Linked DNA regions of Homo sapiens: region 2 is linked to region 1. A link is a loop called in an ENCODE intact Hi-C map of the cell type or tissue named here. Cell type or tissue: CD4-positive, alpha-beta T cell. All regions are shown on one strand. Links, peaks and the distances in the headings refer to the core of each region. The heading gives the core; the rest is flanking DNA. Region 1 overlaps LOC105373262 (a long non-coding RNA gene). Region 2 overlaps PLD5 (phospholipase D family member 5).

Region 1 (8,337 bases), core at 292-8,291:
CCCCTAATCCCCTGACCCCTGCTCCTTCTCACACTTTTGTGAGATCAGATTTAGAGGACAGGTAACATATTACCCGTTTTATTAATAGGTTTATCCTAAATAAATAAAAAAGAATATCCTAAAATGAGATTATTTCTCCAAATAAATTAATTCATTGGATTGTATTTAAAGCTGGCAGTGCCCCCTTCTCTGTTGTTTTGCTGTCAAATTTTCCAAACTTACAAGTGTCCGTTTGCCAGTCCTGTATGTGAAGACATCCAGTCAGTCTAGCAGTGGACTCTGACACTCTCCCCCTCTGGCCTTCTGGAATCTTTTAGCCTCGTGGCTGGCACTCAAACCCAGATGTCTGAGTTTCCAAGGCTGGTGTTTTTCCATGTATTACAGAAAACTCCAAGAGATGTCTGCAGTATTATTGTGGCCATCACCAGTTCCGCTCTTGTTAGACAGTGGGTGCTTCAGGTCAGATTTGGCCATCATACCTTTAATTCCCACTCTCATTTGGCTCATGTTAAGTGTTTAAAAAGAACATGAAAAACCTCTAAAGAAAACCTCACCTTCTCGCACCTTCCTGAAGGAAAACCCAGACTGCTCTCTCTCCCTCACTGCTATCTCTCTCTCTGTCTGCTATCCCTCTCTGTCTGCTGTCTCTCCCTTACTGCTATCTCTCTCTGACTGCTATCTCTCTCTCTGACTGCTATCTCTCTCTTTGCCTGCTATCTCTCCCTCACTGCTCTCTCTCTCCCTGACTGCTATCTCTCTCTGACTGCTCTCTTTCTCCCTGACTGCTATCTCTCTCTTTGCCTGCTATCTCTCCCTCACTGCTATCTCTCTCTTTGCCTGCTATCTCTCCCTCACTGCTCTCTCCCTCACTGCTATCTCTCTCCCTCACTGCTATCTCTCCCTGACTGCTATCTCTCCCTGACTGCTATCTCTCTCTCTGACTGCTATCTCTTCCTGACTGCTATCTCTCTCCCTCACTGCTATCTCTCTCCCTCACTGCTATCTCTCTCCCTCACTGCTATCTCTCTCCCTCACTGCTATCTCTCCCTGACTGCTATTTCTCCCTCACTGCTATCTCTCCCTCACTGTTATCTCTCTCCCTCACTGCTATCTCTCTCCCTCACTGCTATCTCTCTCCCTCACTGCTATCTCTCCCTGACTGCTATTTCTCCCTCACTGCTATCTCTCCCTCACTGTTATCTCTCTCCCTCACTGCTATCTCTCTCCCTCACTGCTATCTCTCTCCCTCACTGCTATCACTCTCCCTCACTGCTATCTCTCTCCCTCACTGCTATCTCTCTCCCTCACTGCTATCTCTCCCTCACTGCTATCTCTCTGTCTGCTATCTCTCTCCCTCACTGCTATCTCTCTCCCTCACTGCTGTCTCTCCCTCACTGCTATCTCTCTCTCTGTCTGCTATCTCTCTCCCTCACTGCTATCTCTCTCTTTGTCTGCTATCTCTCTCCCTCACTGCTATCTCTCTCTCTGTCTGCTATCTCTCTCCCTCACTGCTATCTCTCCCTGACTGCTATCTCTCTCCCTCACTGCTATCTCTCTCCCTCACTGCTATCTCTCTCTCTGTCTGCTATCTCTCCCTCACTGCTATCTCTCTCCCTCACTGCTATCTCTCTCTCTGACTGCTATCTCTCCCTCACTGCTATCTCTCCCTCACTGCTATCTCTCCCTGACTGCTATCTCTCCCCGACTGCTATCTCTCCCTGTCTGTTATCTCTGTCGGACTGCTATCTCTCTCCCTGACTGCTATGTCTCCCCGACTGCTATCTCTCCCCATCTGCTATCTATCTCTGACTATCTCTCCCTGTCTGCTATCTCTCCCTGTCTGCTATCTCTCTCTGTCTGCTCTCTCTCTCTCTGACTGCTATCTCTCTCCCTGACTGCTATCTCTCTCCCTGTCTGCTCTCTCTCCCTGACTGCTATCTCTCTCCCTGACTGCTATCTCTCCCTGACTGCTATCTCTCCCTGACTGCTATCTCTCTCCCCGTCTGCTCTCTCTCCCTGACTGCTATCTCTCTCCCAGTGTGGAAGAGAGGAAGAACCTCCTATTTTCAGACATGGCCTGTGGAGAAGAAAGCCCCAGGTTGCATCCACAGGGTGGTGTCTCTGGAAGATTCTGGGATAACCCTGTAAGAGTTTGGTGGAAGAGGCCGGGTGCAATGGCTCACGCCTGTAATCCCAGCACTTTGGGAGGCCAAGACAGGTGGATTGCTTGAGGTCAGGAGTTCGAGACCAGCCTGGCCAACATGATGAAACCCCATCTCTACCAAAAATACAAAAGTTAGCTGGGCATGGTGGTGTGCACTTATAATCCCAGCTACTCGGGAGGCTGAGGCAGGAGAATCACTTGAACCTGAGAGGCGGAGGTTGCAGTGATCTGGGAGCCCACCACTGCCCTCCAGCCTGAGTGACAGAGCAAGACTCAGTATTAAAAAAAATAAAAAGAGTTAGGTGGGAGGAATGAGTGCCTTCTCTGATTCAGGCGTTCTGGCATGTCACCTCTAGGGGATTGAAGGGGGACCCTCATTCTGTAGGACAGAGGGATAACCTTTCACCTCCATCCCCCAGATGTGCCCCAGGATCTCCTGTAGACACAGCCTACCTCCCCCTCCTATAATCCTCACCAGCGAGCACACTTGGGGTGCTGGTGACTCATCCTGGATCCTAAGGGAGGCTTCCTGAGGATGGGCCTAGTGAACCAAACTTGGAGACAGAAGGTGAGTATGGAGACAGCGGAGCCCAGCCCGGAGGGAAGATGGCCTGGACATGAGTCATCCGTCCTCATCATTCGCCCAAGGATTCGATGTTCCTTTGGCTGGCATCTATTTTCTCTTTGCAAAACTATTGATCCTGCTGCCAAATGTACCCTAAGCCTACCTTATGCATCAGTGAGATGAATGATAAATTCAGTAACCTGAGGACACAGTAACGAGAGGGCACAGAGGACAGTGACTTGGACTTTCATCAGTAGACTTAACACTGGTTGGGCCACGGCCCGAGCAGGACTGAAATTTAGCAGGAGATGAGGACAGTAACATTTGGGTTTGTTCACCAAGCCCCCAGCTTGGCACCAGAAATTTTTGGCTTTCTGCAAACAGCTGCACAGAAGCAGTGGCCAAACCCAGCTAGTGTGTGATGAGTCATCTTGCGTCAGCATCGTGCAGCACAGACATCCTATGAGGGCTCCTTTAGCTGCTGTGTCTGGTTTGGGCTTTTTCCAAAAGACGAGGGAGCCAAATACCTAAGCCCCCACACTAATGAGCACTTTGCGATTCCATGTAAGCAAAGTTATTTCACCTCCCAAGACGCATCTACACTCCTCATTATTCATTGGCTGGCCCCGTGAAGCAAGGCCGAAGAAACTGACTTGACTTAAATCAGAAAAATGAAAACGGAGAGGACTTGGCAGTATGTATCTTTAGGAAAGCATGAGACAGTGTAAAGTCCTTCTCTTTATTCTGAGGCCAGGGCTTTAGACTATAGTAAGGTTAGTCATTGAAACCGATTTCAAGTTTCTAAAGTTTTACCAAGTATGATGATAGAAACTACTTCTCTAGGGATTTTTAATATATTCATGTGCATATGATTTTAAAGTGGACAAGGCACTCTTCATATGCATGATCTTATGTAAACACTACAAAACTCCAAGAATCAAACATTTATTATGACCTCCATTTTACAGATGAGAAAACAGGTTCCTAAAAATGAAATTATTTGCTCAGGGATGATGTCACAAATCACTGACAGAGCTTAAACGCAGGAACCAACATTCTGACTCCAAATCCCATTGATGTTTTCCCCAAACGATACAAGAAATGTCTTAAATGAAAGTCCATGTGAATATTTTGAAGAACCCTTCCAACGTCTTACCTAGACTGTTTTGTGATGCTGAGAAATTGATCTACACGTGTGCATCCCTCACATGGCCACAAGATGGCAGGGTAGCCTCGATGATTGAGAAATTGGCTTCATTCCTTGCACCAGTAGAGGGCTGTAGTTCCATGTTTCAAAAAGTAAGACATGGAAAAAAAAAAAAAAAAAAAAGAAAAGAAAAGAAAAGAAAAACAAAACAAAACAAAACAAAACCCATCAGTGTCTACATTGATGAAATAGGATGGTGGGAGGTTTGTTTTTCTTTTTGCCTTTTCTTTTTTAAATTAGGCAGTGAGAGTTCAAACAAACAAGTCTCCATTTTCACCTCTGTGTTTGCTTTTGGAGGCACGAGGTCAGGACTTGGGCCAGCCGCCTAGCCTACATTATTCATCTGTCCAGTTCCAGCCCTGGAACAAATGTGAAGAAATGAAGTAGCTTCAGTGGAGGGAAAACAGTGTTGTTATTGTTGCTGGTGACAGTTCTATTTGCCAACAAACATAAAAACATACTTTGGAACCCAAATGGGCTTGTCAGAGGGAACTTTTGTTCCATGTTTGGGCTGGGATGCTTCCAGATAGAAATCAGGCTGGCATTTGAACTTCAGGAGGCAGGGAGAGAGCTGTGCACAGCAGCTACTGACCCGAAAGGCCAGGCCATCAGCTGCAGTTTTCATCTGGGTGTCGTTTGACCACAGCCCACGCGGCTCCGGGTTGCCAACTGGGGTCACTGCCCTGAATGGGTATTATGGGGGAGGAGAGCAGGGCAGGCAGGCCAGGAGGATGGGCTTGCCACAAAAGGGGATTAACAGGCTTTGGATTCTGAGTTTTTGGAAGGTGGTTCTCACTTTGGGGCTTTGGGATGGTGAAAGCGGTCGTGATTCTGGGGGATTTATTTGCTGTAAGGTCTCAATTATCCCAAGACTGTTGGCAGCACCTTGGAGATCCCTTTGCTACATGGATTAATTACTCCAGGGATAAAGCCATCCTCGCTGTGTCTGCTGGTGAGTGTTTAGGGTCCGCGAACTCATGTAAATGCCAGTCTAAGGAAGCATAATTCAGAAGGCCAATCTGCCCATCCCCTGCTACTGTTACATAATTCAAGGTGAAGGTCCCAACCACAGCTGTCCGGGGGCTGCCTCCTCCCTCGCAGATGGAAGAAGCTTGCTTGATGGACTGGACTTACACTAATACGCTATCTATTTGGAAAGAAGAGATGGCGATAAATTACTACCATGGTGAATATCATTAAAATGCCGCAGAACCAAAAGCACTGTGTGAATGTTAACTCCAGGCACCTCGCATAGCCACTCCACAAAGCTCCGGTATCACCCAACACTTTAAATTGAGCTCTAAAGCTGGAAAGGCATCTTAGAGATTAGCGGGTCCAGACGTTCGTGTCTAAGACAGCAAGCTCCCCCTAGGAGGAGTTCAAGAAATGTTTGGTGAATGAGTGAGCCTTTCATTTTACAAATCATGTAACAGCCCCTGGGAAGTGAAGCAATTGCCCCCATCGCACACCTCATTGGTGGCAGACCAGGCACTACGGCACAGCTGGCTAACTCTCAGGTTAGTCCTGTTTCAATTCCATTTTGCTGCCTAGCATTTAAAAAACTCATTTTTATTTTGTTGCTTTTTTCTTTTCAAGCCTTCTTTTGATCTACAGTTCGCTTCAGAACTACACAGTGATGAGGCGGAAACCTCTTGGTTCTCACCTTCAGATTCATTTGGTCTCAATTTCCAACCACTGGGCCTTGTAAACCTTAACTGGCTCTAGAGCTAAATAGTTCAATTTCCAGCATTCAGCCTCAGATTTATGGACACTTACGATAGAAGACTCAAATGTATTCCAATAGATCAGGGGTTGAAAACTTTTCTGGAAAGGGCCAGATAGTCAATACTTTAGGCTTTGCAGGCCATACAGGCTCAGTTACAACTATTCACTTTTGGGGTTTTAGCGTACAAGCAGCTGTAGAGAATACGTACATGAATGAGCATGGCTGTGTTCCAGTGTAAGAGAAAAATAGGCAGGAGGGGAAACAAATTCGGCCCTTGGGTCAAAGTTTGCTGACATTGCAAAGGAGGACTTGGTCTGTGACTTAGTATTTTCCAGCATATTCCAGATCTAAGCAAAGATGTATCATTCATTTTTGTAGAGTCCTTTCACATTCCCAGTCTATCCACCCACCTTAAATAGAATTCTTAATTTTTTCAATCAGAGACTTGACAGTCCTTATGAGGAAATGTATCTGTGTGGTGCTCTTGGGTTTATGTGTCAGGAAGTCTGGGTTTGTGAGATAGTGTCTTGGCTTGGCTTGGCTGGGTGGTTTGAGCAACAACATTTTATTCCTGAGTTCTGAAGGTGGGAGGCTGGGAAGTCTAAGATCAAGGAGCAGGCCGATCCAGAGTCTGGCGAGGGTCCCCTTCCTGGTTGGCAGGTGGCTTTTTCTCACTGTATCTTCATGTGGCAGAGAGAGTGAGAGAGTGCTCTTGTGTCTGTTCTCATAAGGGCACTAATTCCATTCATCAGGGCCCCACCCTTATGACCTGATCATCCCCCAAAGGCCCCACCTCCAAATACTGTCACATTGGAGAGTAAGGCTTCAACATATGAATTTTGGGGACATACACACATTCAGTTCATAGCTATAGGTAGGTAAAGCCAACACAATAGCAAACTTTAGAGATGAAGAAACTGAAGGAGGAGGATTGGAGGCTGGAATCTTAACTGTCTAATATGTACCCAACACTATGCTGTGCCAAGCACGGTACTACGTTACTGAATCCTTGCAAGATCTGGGGGAGATTTTCATTATTATGCCAACTTTATAGATAAATACTGAGAGATTAGATAATGTGCTCAAGTCTTATTCTAGGAAGCAGCAGAGCTCTGTCTAGAACTCTATCTAGTTCTGTCTGACTCTAATGCATGCTCCGTCCCCTGCCCCACACTGAAGAGTTCATTCTTACAAGTCATCACCTGTTCGAGAGGCAAGGATGGCATACTAATAATCTGTCCACACTTAATTCCCATACACTTGCTAGGAGCCTGATGTTTGTTGAATGTTAAAGTAAGTGCTTGAAGGGATGATTAGTATTTTTTTTTTTTTTGATGGAGTCTTGCCCTGTCGCCCAGGCTGGAGTGCAGTGGTGTGATCTCGGCTCACTGCAACCCTGCCTCCAGGGTTCAGGCAATTCTCCTGCCTCACCCTCCTGAGTAGCTGGGATTACAGGTGTGCACCACCACGCCCTGCTAAATTTCTGTACTTTTAGTAAAGACAGGGTTTCACCATGTTGGCCAGGCTGGTCTCAAACTCCTAACCTCAAGTGATCCACCCACCTCAACCTCCCAAAGTGTTGGGATTACAGGCGTGAGCCACCGCACATGGCTGACAAGATCTTTTAATTGTACACTTTAATCTAATATTCTCTTTAACAATAACTGTCTATCCCTGTCCCAAATCAGCTTGGCTACCAGATTTGAGTTATTAGGTGCAGGAATTCCCCCCTTCTTGCCCATGACATTAGGAGAGGTGGTGGTGGTGGTTTAGGAGTCCTCCCATGCCCAGTCAGTGCTGGGGCAGGAGTAGCGGTGCCCATGGGAGGCAGGGTTGCCAGGCTGTGTGTGGGGCCTGGGGAGAGAGCTCCTACTTCTTCATAGAATCCCTGTTTTCCGCTCTGGGTGGGCACAGGAAAGTCACTGATGGAAACAAAAGCACCATCTAGAACCTCAGAGACTGATTCTCAAAATTCATGTCCAATGTAGCCGTTCTGGGATGAACACAGGGTCTTCGGGCTGACGCCCTGTCCTTTGGTTGGTTGGGAATGATGGCTCGTGTCCATGTGACTTTGGAGAGGCTGTTTCTCTCCTGTCAGTTTCACTTTCCTTCTGGGGCTGAACCGGGCAACCCCCGATGCCCCTTCCAGGTAGAGGAAGAGAGAGCAGCCGGCGACACGCCACGGGTTCTCCCTGCGAGGCTGGAAGGGTAGTGAAATCATTTGAGATAAAAATGTAAGAAGGACTGAGCTTCCCACGGATCCAGAGGCCGCCCAGTGTGTGGCAAATTCTAGAGACTTTTTTTCCATACCTGGACTTCTCGTTTTCGGAGGCAGACCTCAATTCATCCCCAAAGAGAAATCTGAAATAGCAGAAAGAATTTCAAACAGGATAGGAATTTGGGTTCTGCCAAGATCCAGGGAAGACGCAGGGTGTGAGGATTTCAGGGGAGGTGATGGAGGGGTGGGTGGAAAGCGGCTGGTGTCCCCCGTCCCCTCTCAGGAGGCCTTGCTGGGACAGGCGAGCTCAGGGTGTGCAGCTTGTTTACTTGGGGCATGTGACTCGCCAGCTTCATGTCCGTTTTCTAGTCGGTAAAATTAGGGCATGGGTGATCATTTCCAATGTGTGCTACACACCAGAATCTGGGGCTGAAGGGGCAGGGCTTGCTTTTTTTTT
Region 2 (8,337 bases), core at 159-8,158, 1.8 Mb after region 1:
GCCTGGTCATTCAGACATGTTCAAAGGCATCGAAGCAAACAAAGTGTGCTCCTTATTCATCAACCATCTGAGAATATCTTTAGAAATTGTGAGGTTATCAAGCCCATGCATCTTCAGTTTCTCAAAATCAATGATTCCACTGAGCCCCAAGTAGCTCCGTGGTGGGAAATGAGTGCAGACTCCATTTTCTGCTCTGTGAACAAGTCCAATTTAAATGCAAACACCTGCCCTTCCATGAACAAATCAGCAGTGCTTTCTTTTTCCACAGTTTTAAGTTCAATGTGCTTAGATATTTTTGCAACACCAAGTGAAATACATAATCTTGTGGGTTATTGAAATCGAACAGGGTGGTCTCCCAGAGTCCCTTAATTTAAAAAAGGATGGTCTGTGGAAGCAGCTTAGTCAATGTTTTCAGCAAGTTTCTATCACTTCACTGACTTAATTAAAGCAAATTGCTTTCAAATACTCCATAAACTGGGATAGCTAACAGTAGGAACATGAAGAAAAATCATAATCTTGGTTCTTCTCCAGCTCATTATGTAACAAACTTGATTGGCTTCAAAGTTCAGAACACATTTTGTTGTAGGAAATACTCTCACCAAAATAGTCATAGTTCATCTAAAACTCTGTTTTAGGAATCCAGCCAGTGTTGTCATTGTGTATTGTGTATGGATATCTAGTATTTACGGTACTTCTTTAAATTCTCCTCTGTCCCTTTTCTCTTTTTATATGTCCTTTTTTCTCTTTTCTCATAAAATCTCAAGGTATTTGGAGGTTAAGAAAATAAAATAAAACATGGATATCTAGTATTTACAGTACTAGATATAGAAGAACAACTAAACCTTGAGGGTCTAGCAAGGTGGATGATATATTTTAAACCCATTTCGCTCAGGAATTAACTTCCTAAGCACCAAAGTGAGTCAGTTATGGGCTTCCAAGACCTTCACTTCCTGCTGCCTCATAGGCAGCTGCAATGGGATTGGCTCCTCAGGAGTAGCCTAAATCTGAGGAAGGTCTCTTGTAAAATGGAAGGAGAAAAGGACATCCTAGAGTAACCAGCACTGATTTTTTTTCCAAAATTATTTCTTGCAGTCTGCAACAGAACAAGGTTTGGGGCTGGGGCAGAGATGGAGGAATTTGCAGGTTTAGGACAGGAACCGAGAGGTGTAAAGGGTAGGTGCAGCTGGAACAGGGAGGTGGCAGATGCTCTGACATAGCCCCCCTGGGAAGGAGTCTAAGGAGGTGAAAGGCAGACAGCCCAGGCCAGCTCCACCAGGGAGCCCTTGATAAGTTTAGTCCTATGTCATGTTGGTGCTTGGACTCTCTCACTGCTCAAAGAACCACTGTGGCCTGGAAGGGGATCTACAGTGTTTTTCGTGCCAGAGACCTGGCCACATTGTCTTGGACAAGGACTGGTGTTTGAGGAGCCCACTAACCTCAAAGGGGAGCGCCTGAGTCCCGCATTAGCGCTGCAGGATACAAGCAAGCGGAGCTGGGCTTCTGAGCACAGCTGAGATTCCTGGACACAGAAAGAAGACAGGGGCAGGAAAGGAAGATAAGTTTTTACTCGTTGGGTAAATGAAGGTAGACATGAGTTTTAATTTGAAAAGTAGAAGAATGCCATCTAGTTTTATCCATACCGAAGCTGGCAGAGCCAGTATATCAATTACATTTGCCTCTCCTTCATCACCACGAGTATTGATATTTGTAGTGTTAATAGTAATAATAGGAAGTATTATTCAGTATTAATAATTGAACACCTATTATGTGGCTAGACTCTAGTAGCTGATTACATTTTTCTTAATTCTTGTAACATTGCATGGTTGGTTTTATGATTCTTGTTCTACGAAGGCTTAGAGGTGGGAAAAATGAACTATCTTGCCTAAATCCACCCGGTTAAATAAGTGATGGCCCCACAATCCAAACCCAGGCCAGTAGGATTCTACAGCCTTTCCCAATTTTCTTTCTTTCTTTTTTTTCTTTCTTTCTTTCTTTCTTTCTTTTTTTTTTTTCTTTGAGACCGAGTGTCGCTCTGTCGCCCAAGCTGGAGTGCAGTGGTGCGATCTCGGCTCACTGCAAGCTCCGCCTCCGGGGTTCACGCCATTCTCCTGCCTCAGCCTCCCGAGTAGCTGGGAGTACAGGCGCCCGCACCACGCCCGGCTAATTTTTTTTGTATTTTTAGTAGAGACGGGGTTTAACTGTGTTAGCCAGGATGGTCTCGATCTCCTGACCTCGTGATCCGCCCGCCTCCGTCTCCCAGAGTGCCGGGATTACAGGCATGAGCCACCGCACCCGGCAGCCCCTCCCAATTTTCTTGGCACCCATCTGGTTTGCTTTTCCTGGTGCATCAAGCTGGATCGATACAGTATTTATCATGAAGGGAAATGATTTTACATGGGCGGATTGTGGGCTATAGCCTCAGATAAGCTTTGTTATCTGTATACTATGCTGGTGATTTTGCTTTGGGGAAGCAACTGTGACGTTATGAGTCCTGTTTTCAGCTCTTCTTCTCTGGACCTACACAGCAGTCTGTTCTGATTGTGCAGCCATAGTTCTAAGTGCTGGATGGGGATGCTGGCAGGGGTTCGTGCATGTTCCCTGGACAGCAAGATGTGTGGTGCAAAGAGCTTCTACACCTGGGCAACACAGCAAGACCCCATGTCTAAAAATTTTTTAAAAATTAGCTGGGCATAGTGGCTTGTGTCTGTAGTCCCAGCTACTCAGGAGGCTGAGGAGGGAGGATAACTTGAGTCTAGGAGTTCAAGGTTACAGTGAGTTATGACCACACCACTGCACCCCAGCCTGGGCCACAGAGCAAGACCCTATCGAAAACAAAGCTTTTACAAATACATGAGAAAAGACAACTCAATAGAATAATGGACCAAAATGTGAGAAGGTGAAATTCAGAATCCAGAGACCAATAAATACAAGTGGACAATAAATACTTGAAATGTTGCTGAACTCACACATTATTATGGCCATACAGATTAGAGAAACATCACGATTCTGTTTTATGTCTATCAGCTTATCAAAAAAGAAAAATGATTGGTAACATCTATGGTCAGCGTAGGGCAGGAAAGCATCCCCATTTGGGAGAATGTAGGCACAGCTTCTCTGGAGATCAATTTGGCATACCTACTAACTCTTTAAACATCTATACAAGCAATCCCACTTGTAGAAATGCACTTTCAAGATACGCTGATGCATATATTTTTAGGATATTTATTGTGGCATTGTTTAAAGTAGTAAACAAAGAGGCAATCCAGATGTCCATTTCCAGGGGGACTCTTAAGCAGTTTGCAGCTAATCAGTCTAGTGTGGCAGTTACGACTGTGGACTTTGGAACCAGACTGCCTGAGTCTGAATCACGGCTTCACTGCTCACTAGCTGTATGCTCTTGAGGAAGTTATTTTTCTTCTCATGTCTCAGTTTTTTCATCAGTAAAGGGGATAAGAAATAGTACCTATCTTATAGGGTTGTTGTGAGTCATGGTTGAGTTAAAATGTGTAAACCACGTGGAGCATGATGCATAGTAAGAATTATGGAAGTGTTTGCTGTGGTTGTTATTGCTATTATTATTTTGTGAAATACCATTGTCATCAAAGAAATTGATGGGAAAAAGTATATATATATGTGTGTGTATGTGTGTGTGTGTGCGTGTGTGTGTATGTGTGTGTGTGTATGTATTTACATATGCTGATATTGACCCAGAATAGTCCATCATAAAAACTGTTAAGTAAAGAGTAGAATGTTTCAGAACAATGTGTATGGTAAAATCTCAATTAGTATAATAAAAATTAAAATCATGTTTGTAAAGGTCTGCAGATATAGGCACAACACTGTCCACAGTAATTTAAGAAGTAAGTTATTTAATTAATTTGAGGAGTGAAATGTCAGTGAAAAGTAAAGAAAGGCTATTCTATTTTACTTTGCCCCCAAATTACTTGAATTTATTTACTACAAGCTTATCTCACTTTGCAATGAAAAAAATAAGGATAATTTACGTATCTGGCTGGCATATTATGAGGCTATTACATACAGTTTGTCTGTATATTAGGTGTTGATCTAACCATCATATTGGAAAGATTATCCAGCAGCTTCCAGCATAACTTAAAAATGGCTCTGTTCAAAATTAGGTTACAGCCCATCACAAATGCTTAAAGTCAATAAATCACTATGAAAACTACCATTTGGGGATGTGAGTTGTTTTGGAACTCAAAATACTTTGGCTATGTTAAAAGACCTTGTTATGAAAATAACAGATTTTCATTTCCTCTCTAATTTTATAACTCTTGGCACTCCAACTTTTGTTTTGCTGTGAAATGTTTGAGAAGGAAATGAGTGTACACACAGTTTTATTTTCCAAAATAAATACAATTTTAATTCTGCCAAGAGATTGTAGGGCTCTGTGACATAGAGATATTGCTTTGGGGGGCGGTTCTACTGGGGGCACAGTGGAAGGGGCTTTCTTCAGAGCTCTGAACTCACTCATGAGTACCTAAGTCACAGATAGACTGAAACAGCTTATAAACTCTCTAACAAAGGCCATTTTGGGATGGTGCTTCTCAGGGATGCTTGGGAACCATCGTTCAGTAGTAAGGACTCCCATGCACACACACCACCTGGTGGGCCCTCATGGTAACTTCAATGATTGTGTCTTAGGAACGCCGGTTCTGTTTAACTTGGATTTTCCCATCATTGCACAGTGTTGAGAGGTCAAGTTAATGAAGAAGATCATATTTCTGTATTCATAACTCTGCTAGCTCCATTTTCTAGTGATAAGGGAGGGGATGAGGTAATTGCCAAATTGCTATATTTGGTCAAGAAACGAGATTGCTACAGGAATTCTAAGAAGACTACTTTTATTCTTTTTGGAGGAGCAAAGGGACTCTTTGCTATAAAAACCACAAAGCCTTTCTTTTCTTGCTTGTACTTAAAATGTTGAGAAATTTAAGCAGTACAAAAGTGCACAGACTACTATAACCACTACCTTCAAGATATCCAGAATTGACAAGTGTTAACATTTGGTAACACTGAATATACATTACCATTTTTAACTAAAAAGAAACAAAACATTGCAGAGAAAGACAAAGTTTCTTTTAGTAAAAATAATTTATTTATTAAATTTTATTATAATTAACAAGTGAGAATTGTTACAATGTGATGTTTTGACATACGTATTTACATTGTGGGATGATTAAATTAAGCTACTTAACATATCCGTCACTTCACAGACTTACCTTTTTTATGGTGAGGACATTTAAAATAGATTATTCTCACAATTTTGAAATATATTATTGTTAACTATAGTCACTATGCTGTGCAATAGATCTTGAAAACTTATTCCTCCTAACTGAAACTTGTTAGCCTTTGAACTACATCTTCCTATTTCCCAACCCTCCCCACTCAGCCCTGGTAACCAGCGCTCTATTCTATTTCTATAAGTTCCACTTTTTTTTTTTTTTGAGATGGAGTCTCACTCTGTACCGCAGGCTGGAGTGCAGTGGCGCAATCTCAGCTCACTGCAACTTCCGCCTCCTGGGTTCAAGCGATTCTCCTGCCTCAGCCTCCCCAGTAACTGGAAGTGCAGGTGCATGCCATTGTGTCGGGCTAATTTTTGTGATTTTAATAGAGACAGGGTTTCACCATGTTGGCCAGGCTGGTCTCGAACTCCTTAACTCAAGTCATCTGCCCGCCTTGGCCTATCAAAGTGCTGGGATTACAGGTGTGAGCCGCCGCGCCCAGCCGAGCTCCACTTTTTATAAGTAAGAGCATGCAGCGTTTGTCTTTTTGTGCCTGGCTTCTTTCACTTAGCTTAATGTCGTACAGGTTCATCCATGTTGTTGCAAATGACAAGAATTTCCTTCTTTTTTAAGGCTGAATAGCATTCCTTTGTGTATATATACCACATTTTCTTTACCCATTAGATAAAGTCTCTTTTGAACCTGTCCCTAATTGCATGCCCGTACTAATTTCTCACTAGCAGTCACTATTATTAATCTGTTGAGTATCTTGATGGTCCGTTTTTCTACAGTTCTATTCAGTAAATATTACTGAATATCTCCTGTATGCCAGCGCTACACACCTAGGATACATCAGGCAACAAAACAAACAAAAATACTTCCCTTCATGAAGCTTACAGCCTAACAAGGGAAGACACATAATACTATTTTGCAATTATATGTTATATTAGAAAAGTGCTACAGAGAAAAAAGTAAAATTAGAGTAGGATGGGGGAATCAGAATTGTATGTGGGAGGTGGGCAGTATTCAGCATAAAATGAAGTGGCCAGGATAAGACTCTTTGACAAGATGTGATCTGAGCAAAGCCTTGAAGGAGGTAAAGGAATTAGCCAAGTGGTTTTCCAGAGGAAGAGCATCTGAGACTGGGTAAGGATGTGCCTGGCATTTCTGTTTTCTTTCCCTCCATGAGCCAGAGTCTTGCTCTGTTGCCTAGGCTAGAGTGCAGTGGCACGATCTCGGCTCACTGCAACCTCCGCCTCCCAGGTTCAAGCAATTCTCTGCCTCAGCCTCCCGAGTAGCTGGGATTACAGGCATCCGCCACCATGCCTGGCTAATTTTTTTTGTATTTTTAGTAGAGATGGGGTTTCGCCATCTTGGCCAGGCCAGTCTTGAACTCCTGACCTCATGATCCACCCGCCTCAGCCTCCCAAAGTGCTGGGATTACAGGCGTAGGCCACTGTGCCCGGCCGTGCCTGGCATTTGTGAAGAACAGCAGAGAGGCCAGTGTGGCTGCACTGGAGGGAACAAGTGTGAGAATAAAAGTAGAATAAATGGAAGAGGGGAGAGATTAGCAGCAGAGCCCAGGAAACAAGATCATGCAGAGCCTCCTGGGCCATTGTTAAAACTTTAGCTCTTGCCCTGAAATAAATGGGAAGCCATTGCAGAGTTTCAAGTAGACAAGTGACATGATCTGATTGCACGTTGTGTTTGAGAATCTACTATAGGTTATAAGGTGATAAGAGTATAATAAAGGAGACCAATTAGGAGTCCATGTAATAATCCAAAAGAAAGATCATGTTGGGCTGGATCAGACTGGTAATAGTGTGCAGGTGAGAAAGGTTCGGCTTCTGGATATATTTATGTATTTTGAGTGTAGAGTCCGAGTGATTTCCTGAGAGATTAAATTTGGAGTATCAGTGAAAGAAAGGAGTCAAGGAAGATTCTCTTTCCTTAATTGAGGTGAAATTCATGTAGCCTAAAATGAGCCATTTCAATGTACAATTCAGTGGCATTTGGTATGTTCGCGATGATGTGATCACTTCTATTTAGTTCTAAAACATTTTTGTCACCCCATAAGGAAACTCATACCCAGAAAGAGTCACCTGCCATTTTTTCCTTTTCCAAGCCTCTGGCAACCACAAAGATAATTTCTACTTCTGTAGATTTACATATTCTAGACATTGTATGTAAAGGGAATCACACAATATGTGACCTTTCGTGTCTGGCTTCTGTCACTTAGCATAATGTCTTCAAAGTCTATCATGTAGCATGTGTCAGCACTTCACTCCTCTTTAGGGTGGAGTGCTATTTCACTGTATGGATAGACACCATGTTGTGCTTCTCTATTCATTCATCGATGGACATTTGGGCTGTTTCCACTGCTGACCATGGTGATGGTATGATGATGAAAATGTATGTTTGTTTCAATCCTTGTTTTCAGTTCTTTGGGGTATATACCTAGAGTTGGAATTGCTGGATTACTTGGTATTTCTGTGTTTAACCTTTTGAGGAACTTCCAAACTGTTTCCACAGTGGCTGTACTATTTTATAGTCTCACCAGAATGAGAGAATGAGGGTTTCCTCACCACCTTTTGTTATTTTCTATTATGGTTTTAAATTTTTATTAGAGCCACCCTTGCAAGTTTGATTACAAAGCTTTTGGCCTACAAAAATAGAATTGCCGTAACTGAGGTAAGGAAAGCTATGTGCTAAATAGGGAAGAATGGGATGATCAGCGTTGAGTTTGGGCAGGGTGAGATGCCTCCTAAACATCCAGGTAGCACTGTTGAGTAGACATTGGAAAGATAAATAGATTTGGGCTGAAATATAATATAGGAGCCACTGGCACTTACTTGCCATTGAAATCCTTGGGACTAGGGGACAATAAAGGGCTCAAAGGTACTCCAAAATTAAGAGGTTGGGTCAAAAAGAAGGGACATGTGAAGTGGACAGAAAAACAAGAGAGTTGCATGTACTGAAAGGGCAAGTGAGAAAATTGTGTCAAGGAGGAGGAATGAATGACTACGTGAAGTGCTCCGAAAGATTAAGTAAGATTAAAATCGAGAATTGGGGTTTGGACTTGGCAGCGTGGAGG

The links. Peaks named below come from ENCODE experiments on the same cell type or tissue, not always from the same donor. Only the 100,000 strongest peaks of a DNase experiment are listed, where the experiment ranks them.
Region 2: a loop joins it to region 1, with 11 times the contacts of the local background. A loop is called at or near these places in 8 of 110 quality-filtered maps.

The regions. Positions count from the first base shown.
Region 1 is chr1:244,268,825-244,277,161 of GRCh38, reverse strand. The region is part of intron 1 of LOC105373262 (a long non-coding RNA gene); the gene reads left to right. Among named protein-coding and RNA genes, the nearest start is that of SPMIP3, 80 kb to the left of the region's middle. RefSeq lists a silencer at 3,874-4,100. In CD4-positive, alpha-beta T cell, for the core only: CTCF peaks have their summits at 3,781 and 3,983 (motif pointing right); DNase peaks (open chromatin) are centred at 3,151 and 3,951.
Region 2 is chr1:242,464,021-242,472,357 of GRCh38, reverse strand. The region is part of intron 1 of PLD5 (phospholipase D family member 5); the gene reads left to right. Among named protein-coding and RNA genes, the nearest start is that of PLD5, 57 kb to the left of the region's middle. In CD4-positive, alpha-beta T cell, for the core only: a CTCF peak has its summit at 4,644; no DNase peak of the experiment used is centred there.